Regions from separate parts of the Homo sapiens genome. Here region 2 is linked to region 1. A link is an interaction called in ENCODE POLR2A ChIA-PET data of the cell type or tissue named here. Cell type or tissue: PC-3. All regions are shown on one strand. Each heading gives the region's core, and the rest is flanking DNA. Links, peaks and the distances in the headings are about the cores only. Region 1 overlaps FAM240B (family with sequence similarity 240 member B). Region 2 has its middle 49 kb from the start of FAM240B.

What was found. ChIA-PET counts read pairs that join two places held together with the same protein. Peaks named below come from ENCODE experiments on the same cell type or tissue, not always from the same donor. Only the 100,000 strongest peaks of a DNase experiment are listed, where the experiment ranks them.
Region 2: POLR2A ChIA-PET joins it to region 1 with 6 read pairs; 2 of 35 experiments call an interaction of 5 or more read pairs at or near these places.

Annotation. Positions count from the first base shown.
Region 1 is chr9:38,706,324-38,710,716 of GRCh38, forward strand. The region is part of intron 1 of FAM240B (family with sequence similarity 240 member B); the gene reads right to left. Among named protein-coding and RNA genes, the nearest start is that of FAM240B, 12 kb to the right of the region's middle. In PC-3, for the core only: a CTCF peak has its summit at 1,859; a DNase peak (open chromatin) is centred at 2,678.
Region 2 is chr9:38,766,492-38,770,884 of GRCh38, forward strand. No RefSeq gene overlaps it. Among named protein-coding and RNA genes, the nearest start is that of FAM240B, 49 kb to the left of the region's middle. RefSeq lists an enhancer at 1,364-2,563. In PC-3, for the core only: no CTCF peak of the experiment used is centred there; no DNase peak of the experiment used is centred there.

The DNA of each region.
Region 1 (4,393 bases), core at 258-4,257:
GCCTGCACTCTTCCCACCGCTCCCGGACACTCCCTGGAAAGAGGAAGTTTGACTTAGGTGCCCTCTCCCACTTCAGGTGCTCAGTGACCTTACCCTTTCCTGTGACTGATGGACGCTGGGGTGTTTGTGACTTAGAGCGGTAGAGCTTCTTGAACAGAAGCTCAGTCGTATTTTGTTTTTAATACACTGAAGCATTTAATGGGTGTTCAGTTATTCAAGTTAAATGACCCCCTTCCAAGAGCCGGCCCCTTTGGAGTATCTCAGACATTGAGGGTCTGAGCGTGGATTGCTTTTCTGCTTTCTGGGTAAGGGAAACGCTCACATCCAGTCACCTTCTGCAGTCTGCCAGGCTGGAGCTGCGCCGTGGAGCCTCTGGAATTTCTCTCTGCACCCTGGGACTGTCCTCCAGCCTGACCCGAGCACACGCTCCTGTCTTTCAAGGGCATATTTCTCACTTATTTTCTTTCCCAGGATAATCATTCAGTGCACAGAATTCTAATAAATTTCTAGCCACTGGACATTGAAAGAGAAGCCACTAACAAAATACATCTGATTTTACATTTTCATTCATAGAACCAGGGTGTGGAATGCATGCCCTCCTCTAGCAATTAGGTTTCCTGTGGGTTTTGTTCAGGCTCCAGGAACATCTAAGGCATCTCATTTTCCTGATGTACAAGTTCAAGATAAGAAGACAGTGCTTGCTTTTAACTGCGAGGAAGGTGTTAAATGCAGAATTTGCAATGTAAGTATGCAGAAGGTAATGCCTTTTATATGCATAATATTTTCACAGATTTTTTTAAATTACAAAATACCCCTAAAGATTGCAAGTTCATATTGGGTACCCGGTATTTAGAAAAAGGATAGCTTGGTCAAACAGGTACTCATTGAAATGCTCTTCTTTTCTCAAAATTGATAATGAACATTTTATTCTAAAGAAATTCATTATGAAGACAAGAGAGGCCCGTGCAGGAACACAGCCTGCTCACATCCGCACGGCATTTTACATCCTCTCTGTTTGGGAGGAAGGTGTGGTTTGGATATGGAAGGAGGATTTACTCTAGCAGATACTGTAGCTGCACAGTCATGAACTGGGTTACAGAAAATAGCTGAAAGCAGGGTGTTGTCTACACACCCAAGGAGTAAATTAATTCAGGGTGAACCTGGGCCAGACGTGGTGGCTCACACCTGTAATCCCAGCACTTTGAGAGGCCAAGGCAGGCGGATCACGAGGTCAAGAGATGGTGACCATCCTGGCTTACACGATGAAACCCCGTCTCTACTAAAAAAAACAAAAAAAAAAAACAAAAAAAAAACCAAAAAATTAGCTGGGCGTGGTGGCACATGCCTGTAATCCCAGCTACTCAGGAGGCTGAGGCAGGAGAATCGCTTGAACCTGGGAGGTGGAGATTGCAGTGAGCTGAGGCAGCGCCACTGCACTCCAGTCTGAGCAACAGAGCAAGACTCGGTCTCAAAAAAAAAAAAAAAAAAATTAGGGTGAACCCAAAGGAAATCAGGCTATGAAGTATCTGATGCATGCCAGCTCTGCTTCTCATTCCTTTTTGATCAAAAAACACTTATAGGGTCTCTGTTTTCATAGAGTAGCTTGAGAGTAGTGGGCATGAACTTTGGAAGGACTTAGGAGGGGACATGAACTCAGACGTCTTCAGGGATCCATAAGCATCCCAAAGGACTGAAGCCACTGGGAGCAGTGGCACTAGGTCTTGAAGGGCACGTGCTCTGCTTCAAGACATGCATTCCAAAAGGGTCCAACACCACACTGGCCAAAGAAAACATGGCGTTTGGCTGGATGCAGTCAGAGGGCTACCTACCTGCCCCTCCTAGTGGATGCATTCTCTATCTGCAGGTAGAACCTATGTCTTTCTTCCTTAGCTTTTCTCGAAACCTCCTCCCTGTGCTCTCGCTGCAGGGCACCCTGAACTATTTTGCTTTCTCTATGCTTTCCTCCTTCCTACGCTGTCTCATGGGGCAGCCCCCTATCCTGCTTCTGCACCCAAGCATGCAGATACCACTCTGGCTGTTCAGGCTCGCTATTGCTGTCATTCCAGCAGGAACCGGGATTGGAGTTCTTCACCAAGCCACAGCCCACTCACTAGGGGTCATGTAGACACAGCTGTCCTGCCTGCGAAACACAGCTGCATCCCTACCTCCCCTGTCAGGCCAGGAGGCTGCATCCTGACAACCAGGATGGAGAGAAAGCTCAGTGGAGGACTTGCACTGTTGTGACTTTGAGCAAGAAAGCCCTTCACTTGCTCGGAGCCCCTTTGCTTAGCCATGAAGTGGAGATGAAGTGTGGTAACATACAGGAAAGTGCCCCCAACACAGCCCACCATTCATTCCCCAAATGCCCCTCCCCACATGCCACATGCTTGTTCAGGGGACTCACAATGCATCTCCTGATCCCTGGCAAGCATCAAAAGTGCTAACTGAATTTGAACCACCACCTAAATACAGTCTCCTTGTCTTTAGTTTATACGTGATATCAAATGCTTTGCTTCTTATTGACTCAGCTCATATTGAAGGCTTATTTATCTCTGTTGCTGGGCTGTAAGAATTAGAAAGCCTTAGATCATGGGGATAAGAGGCTTCCCGTCTTGTCCCAGACCCAGTGCTGGACCACGTCCAGTGAAGCCTTTAGCAAAGCTCTTGGTGATGAGTTTCACCCTTACATCACTTAGGATGTTATATTTGTGGGCTCTCTGTGGTCAGGCCCTATAATCACATTTACTGAGTGATGCTGAACATGTTTAAGGAGTGACTGTCTTACTAAAATTGACAGTTGCCACTGTGCTGACTCTTGGCCTCAACCCCTCCATGTTATTTCACAGCCTCACTGCTTGTTTTGCTGAAAACTGCTGGTGAATCTGAACTTCAGCAGGTGCAAGAACTTCTGTAAAAGAAAGTGCATTTTGTTTGAGATGAGCTGTGCCATCTTCTTCCTTCCACTTTTAAAAAACTTGTTTTATATTTATTGCTCCCATTTACCAGGCTCACTGTAGCTGGTATGGCCCTCTTTGAACAGAATTGATAGCAATTTTAGAAAAGCATTTTTAGGAAAACACCAAAATAAGGCAGGAAACAGGAAATGAAAGATGTTTACATTTCCCTGGCGGTATTGATGGAAAACCTAGGCACTAACAGTGGCTCTCTCTGCCTCTGCACCTGGCCCAGGCAGAGACAATCATTAGCTCTATGCCATATGCATATGGTGGTGCCCCCGTCGGGGCTCAAATGAGAGTGGAAAGGCGCTGCTTTCTCAAGTTGTTCTCTCTGTGTGGTCGGGAAGAAGGGAAAGCCGCTGTGATCTCCTGTGGGATGGACCAGTAGGGTTTTATTGTCACAGAAATAAGAAATACTAAGCAATGTGCAGACACATAAACCCATTAGGTACCTGAACCCTCCTAAGCCACTTCTAAAGATCTGTAAGATTAAGCTCCTATTTTTTACATGAGCAACTTTTCAAACTCAGGTGTCTCCATTCTATTGTTGTGCAATTGATTTTTGTTTATAAACTCAATTTCAGAGGTGCACACTCACGTGCCTTCTAAGTTTCCACTTGCTACTTTCATCCCATGTGTATGCAGATGGAAGAGAAGAGACTTTTCAGGGGAGCGTGTATGTGCTCTTGATGTCTTTTTGTTGTTGTTGAGACGGAGTCTTGCTTTGTCGCCAGGCTGGAGTGCAGTGGCTCGATCTCGGCTCACTGCAACCTCCGCCTCCCGGGTTCAAGCAATTCTCCTGCCTTAGCCTGCTGAGTAGCTGGAATTACAGGTGCACACCACCACACCCAGGTAATTTTTGTATTTTTAGTAGAGACAGGGTTTCACCACTTTGACCAGGATGGTCTCAGTCTCTTGACCTCGTGATCCGCCTGCCTCGGCCTCCCAAAGTGCTGGGATTACAGGTGTGAGCCCACAGCGCTCGGCCTTGATGTCTTTTAAATTCCCTCTAAACCTGAGATTCTCTCAGAATATAAGATCATTTATTTTTCTTAGAACCCAGATAACTGTGTTGTCTTCCATTCCCCAGGGGCTCAAAAAGCAGGAGCAGGAAATTTAAATAACTGTAGTGTCCAGAAGGCCACATACTTGAGTTATTCTGGTTATTTTTATAATAAACACTTAGGAATATTATCTGCTTCTGACTCCCACCTCTAAAAATCAGGTTTACTGCATTTATCTTTTTGTTTCCCCAGTTTTTATAAACTCATGGGTAGAGGGCAATAGTTCTCCTTTTTAAAGTATAGGCAGTGGGGGGAAATGCATTGGTTTTGGCCAATGAAACTCAGCCCTGCAACGACAGGGCGTGGAAGTGAGTTCAGAAATGGAGCAGGTCTGCCCCCACTAAGTGGTCAGACAAAACTGCCCACAGTATC
Region 2 (4,393 bases), core at 144-4,143, 60 kb after region 1:
ACTCACATTATGTCTGATACTGGTCTAGAGGGAGGGTTTCTCTGCCACAGGAGTATTTACACTTTGGGCTGCTCGGTACTGTGTTGTGGGGGCTGTCCTGTTCCTAGGAGTTCTGCAGCATCCTTGGCCTCAACTAACTAGGGGCCAGTAGCACCCTCCACCTCCAGGTGGGCAACAAAAAAAATCTCCAGACATTGCCAAATGCTCTCCGGGGGAAAATGCCCCTGGTTGAAAACCACTGGGCTAGGTGCAGTGCAGGGTGCAGGATAATAATAACACTTGGAGGCCGGGCGCGGTGGCTCATACCTGTAATCCCAGCACTTTGGGAGGCTGAGGCGGGAGGATCACGAGGTCAGATCGAGACCATGCTGGCTACCATGGTGAAACCCCTGTCTCTACTAAAACTACAAAAATAGCTGGGCGTGGTGGTGCGCGCCTGTAGTCCCAGCTGCTCGGGAGGCTGAGGCAGGAGAATGGCGTGAACCGGGGAGGCGGAGCTTGCAGTGAGCCCCGATCGCGGCACTGCACTCCAGCCTGGGTGACAGAGCGAGACTCGTCTCAAACAAACAAACAAAACACTTGGAGGCTGCCCTCCAGGCCAGTCTCATTGAGCAGAGAAGATTAAGGGAAAGAAAAACAAAGACAAGGGCAAATCATCTAGCATAGTATGTAAACTGCAAAACGTGTACAGGTCAACTTTTAAACATCTTGTGGGTATGATGCTGTGGCTTAGAGTTCCTTTTCTGCTCTTATTCACTCAGCAAACTTTTATCCAGTGCCTCCCATGTGACAGGTGCTGTTTTAGGTTTTGGTGATACCTTAGAGAACCAGACAAAGTCGCTGCCCTCATGGAGCTCATAGTCTCTTTGGGGAGCTAAACAAGACAAGTTAGGACAATCAATAGATGTAGATATGTAGTATAATGCCAGACCGTGGTAAGTGCTGTGAGGGAAGCTGAAGCTGGTAGTGAGATGGAGAGTAGCTGTTGAGGACGGTTGTCAGAGAAGATTTCTCAGAAGGACTAGTATTTTTTGGTGAAGAAGTTATCCTCCTCTTCTCTCTGAGAAAAACCCATGCACTCCCACGTGAACCTCTTCAAGCGGGCTCTCGTGTTGCTCTGGCGCAGCCCTCTTGTGCTTTCAGTGCTCCCTTGATTTCTGACATAACAAGGTAACTGTTCACCGACTACTTCTATTGCCCAGACCCGGAATTAACCATTTCCTCAAGGACTGGCATTATTATTATTAATGCGGTATAACTTACACAGAGTATAAGAAAGTACACTAATCTTACATGTACAATTCAATGAACTTTTACATACTTATACAGCATACAACCACTTCTCATATAAAGATATACAACATTTCTAGCACCTAGAAAGTTCCCCAGGGGCCCATTGCATGTATTACCTCCTCCCCCATGCTGTATGCAGTGGTAATTACAATACTCTCCAGATCTGTGTTATTTTTCTCAACGTTATGCCTTTGAGAGTCATTCATATTCTTTTGAATGGCAGTGATCCATTATTTTTCATTGCTATATAGTATTCCATTCAAGTTTTGATTTGGGTTGTTTGCAGTTTTGGTCTCCTGTGAATAAAACTACTATAACAATTTTTAAACTGAGTTTACTGTCATAATGATGACACCAAGCCAATTGGGGTTTCCCTACTGGAATTATCTAATAACTCATAATTATTTCCTTAACTTTGTAGCTTAATGTTTAATTTCCTTAGCTTTGTAGCTAAATGTCTAATTTTCTCAATGTTTCTCACTTTCTCTTAGGCTGGACAAACTGCATGCATTTTGCCTACACAGAAAAAGATTACTTCTCTTCCAAATAACCTTGCTCAACCTACAAAAGCTTGCCGTTTTATTCATCAGTGAGAGGCAGTTAGTCAAGATTCTAGCTGCCATTTGTGACTCATCCACACCTGTGAAGTGAGTAGATAAGTAACATTACAATATAAATAAATTCAGACATCAAGGAAGGCAAATCGTGATTATTCCTCTAATAGAAAGTGACTCAAGGGTGCGTAGGAACATCTGGGACATTGATGTTCATTTCATGTGACTGTTAGAAGAGTGCTTCTATTCTGAGAATGTGACCCTGGTGTGGTGAAGTTTTCTGTGGAGCCTTTTGAAATTTATAGTCAGTGACGTGGAATGTCCATCCAGGAGGAGTCTGACAAATGCTGTGCCAGTCGAGGTTCAGCACCGTAGGTGTAGCGCAGGCGAAATACGGTGCTGGAGCTTTGAGTACAAGCTGAAACACCGCACACCACCTCCTCTCTCTACCATTCAGAACACTCTTTACAAAACTAAAAAACTGCCCCCCAAAAAAAAGAAAAATATAAATGCAAACATAATAAAATAAAAGGAATATTTCCCAGCTTCTGGAAAGAAAGCCAAGCCAATGATCTCTCTTATAGGTGACATGGGATAGAGGATCCCATTCCAGATTCCCCCAGGTGCTCCATGAAACAGCACAGACTCTGGTTTTCCATCATCTCAGTTCCGGGGCCTTAAGGCCTCCCCCTTACCTCTCCTCTGAGTTCCTGTGGAATCCACACTCCAGAGGTGGCCGCCCCACAGCCTGGGGCCTCCCCAGGGAGCTCTCATTTGGGACTGCCCCAGCTCTGATGTGTCAGGAGAGGCATTTGCCTTTAGCCACCTGTTCATTTGGGGGAATTCTCCTATAGGCTCCCTGTGTTCCCAGTTCTACATTCAAATCATTCTGGGTCTTTTGGTCCTTGTGATAAAACATGAAACAGCAGAAATAAACGTTTAACTATTAAAACAAAGAGACCAATTAATTATTGTTGTGGAAGTATGTGATGCTATATTAAAAACTATTTTGGAAATACAACTTATTTTACCTTCATTGCTACACTGTTCACTGGTCCGCTGTCTTCCACGGGCCACCACAAATGTCCCCTCCAGGAATATTCCATGGACCAGAGGCCCATTTGGGGTAAAGGATGGCGAAACTCTTCCAACATCACTCCCAGGGCCCTTTTATTCTGGAGGGCAGAGGCAGGCCTGGCAGGACAAAGCAAGATGGTGAAGATTCCAGAACTTTTGTGTAGATAATTTAAGTTTTTTCAAATAATATAACTTTAAAGCTCAGACATCCAAGAGAATTAGCTAATGAAAACCTCTATCCAGCAATAAGTTTGGTAAAGTGACTAGAAACAAGTTTGCACAAAAAATAAGAACTTGCATACCTGTATCGATAAAATCTTTATTTTTTTTTTTTATTTTTTGCAACAGAGTCTCGCTGTGTACCCCAGGCTGCAGTGCAGTGGTGCAATCAAGGCTCACTGCAACCTCTGCCTCCCGGGTTGAAGTGATTCTCCCTGCCTCAGCCTCCCGAGTAGCTGGGATTACAGGTGCTCGCCAGCACGCCCTGCTAATTTTTGTATTTTTAGTAGAGACAGGGTTTCACCATGTTGGCCAGGCTGGTCTCAAACTCCTGACCTCATGATCTGCCTGCCTCAGCCTCCCAAAGTGCTGGGATTACAGGCGTGAGCCACCACGCCGGGCCTAAAATCTTAATTAAAAGATATAATGGAAACATAGACAACATAAATAATATTGCCAAAAAATACAAACATAGGATTGGTAATCATGAAGACTATATTAGACTAACACGAGAGAATGAAAAGTAAATGAAGCTTTGAATAATAGAGTAGGCATTCTGTATCTTTGATGGAAAAACTAAACATGGCAAAGATTGAATTTTTTTTTTTTTTGAGACATAGTCTTGCTCTGTCACCCAGGCTGGAGTGCAGTGGTGTGATCTCTGCTCACTGTAACCTCTGCCTCATGGGCTCAAGCAGTTATCCTGCCTCAACCTCCCAAGTAGCTGGGATCACAGGCATGCGCCAACAAGCCTGGTTAATTTTTTGTATTTTTAGTAGAGTCGGGGTTTCACCATGTTTGGCAGGCTGGTCTTAAACTTCTGACCTCAGGTGATCTGCCCACCTCAGCCTCCCAAAGTGATGGGATTACAGGTATGCACCACCGTGCCAGGCCAGATTGAATTTCTTTAAAAAATAATGTGTAATTTAATTTTGATTCCAATAATAATTTCAACTGGACTTTGTTTTTGTTTTTTTACTACTTAAAAAATTGACTTGAAAATATCCTACCAGGTAAACAGCAAGCATAAATTGCACAGATAAGTTTGGAGGAAAAGGTTCCTGTGATTAAAATGTTATTGTTAAAATAGTATGATAAGGAACAAGGATAGATAGATAATTTATTAAAACAAGATAGAGAGTTTTAAAACAGACTAGGTAGGATATTTGATAAAAGAAGCTTCATGTATCAATGAGGGGAGAAACGTATTATTCAGTGCAGCATTTCAGATATTGGCCTTTTAGAAAAAA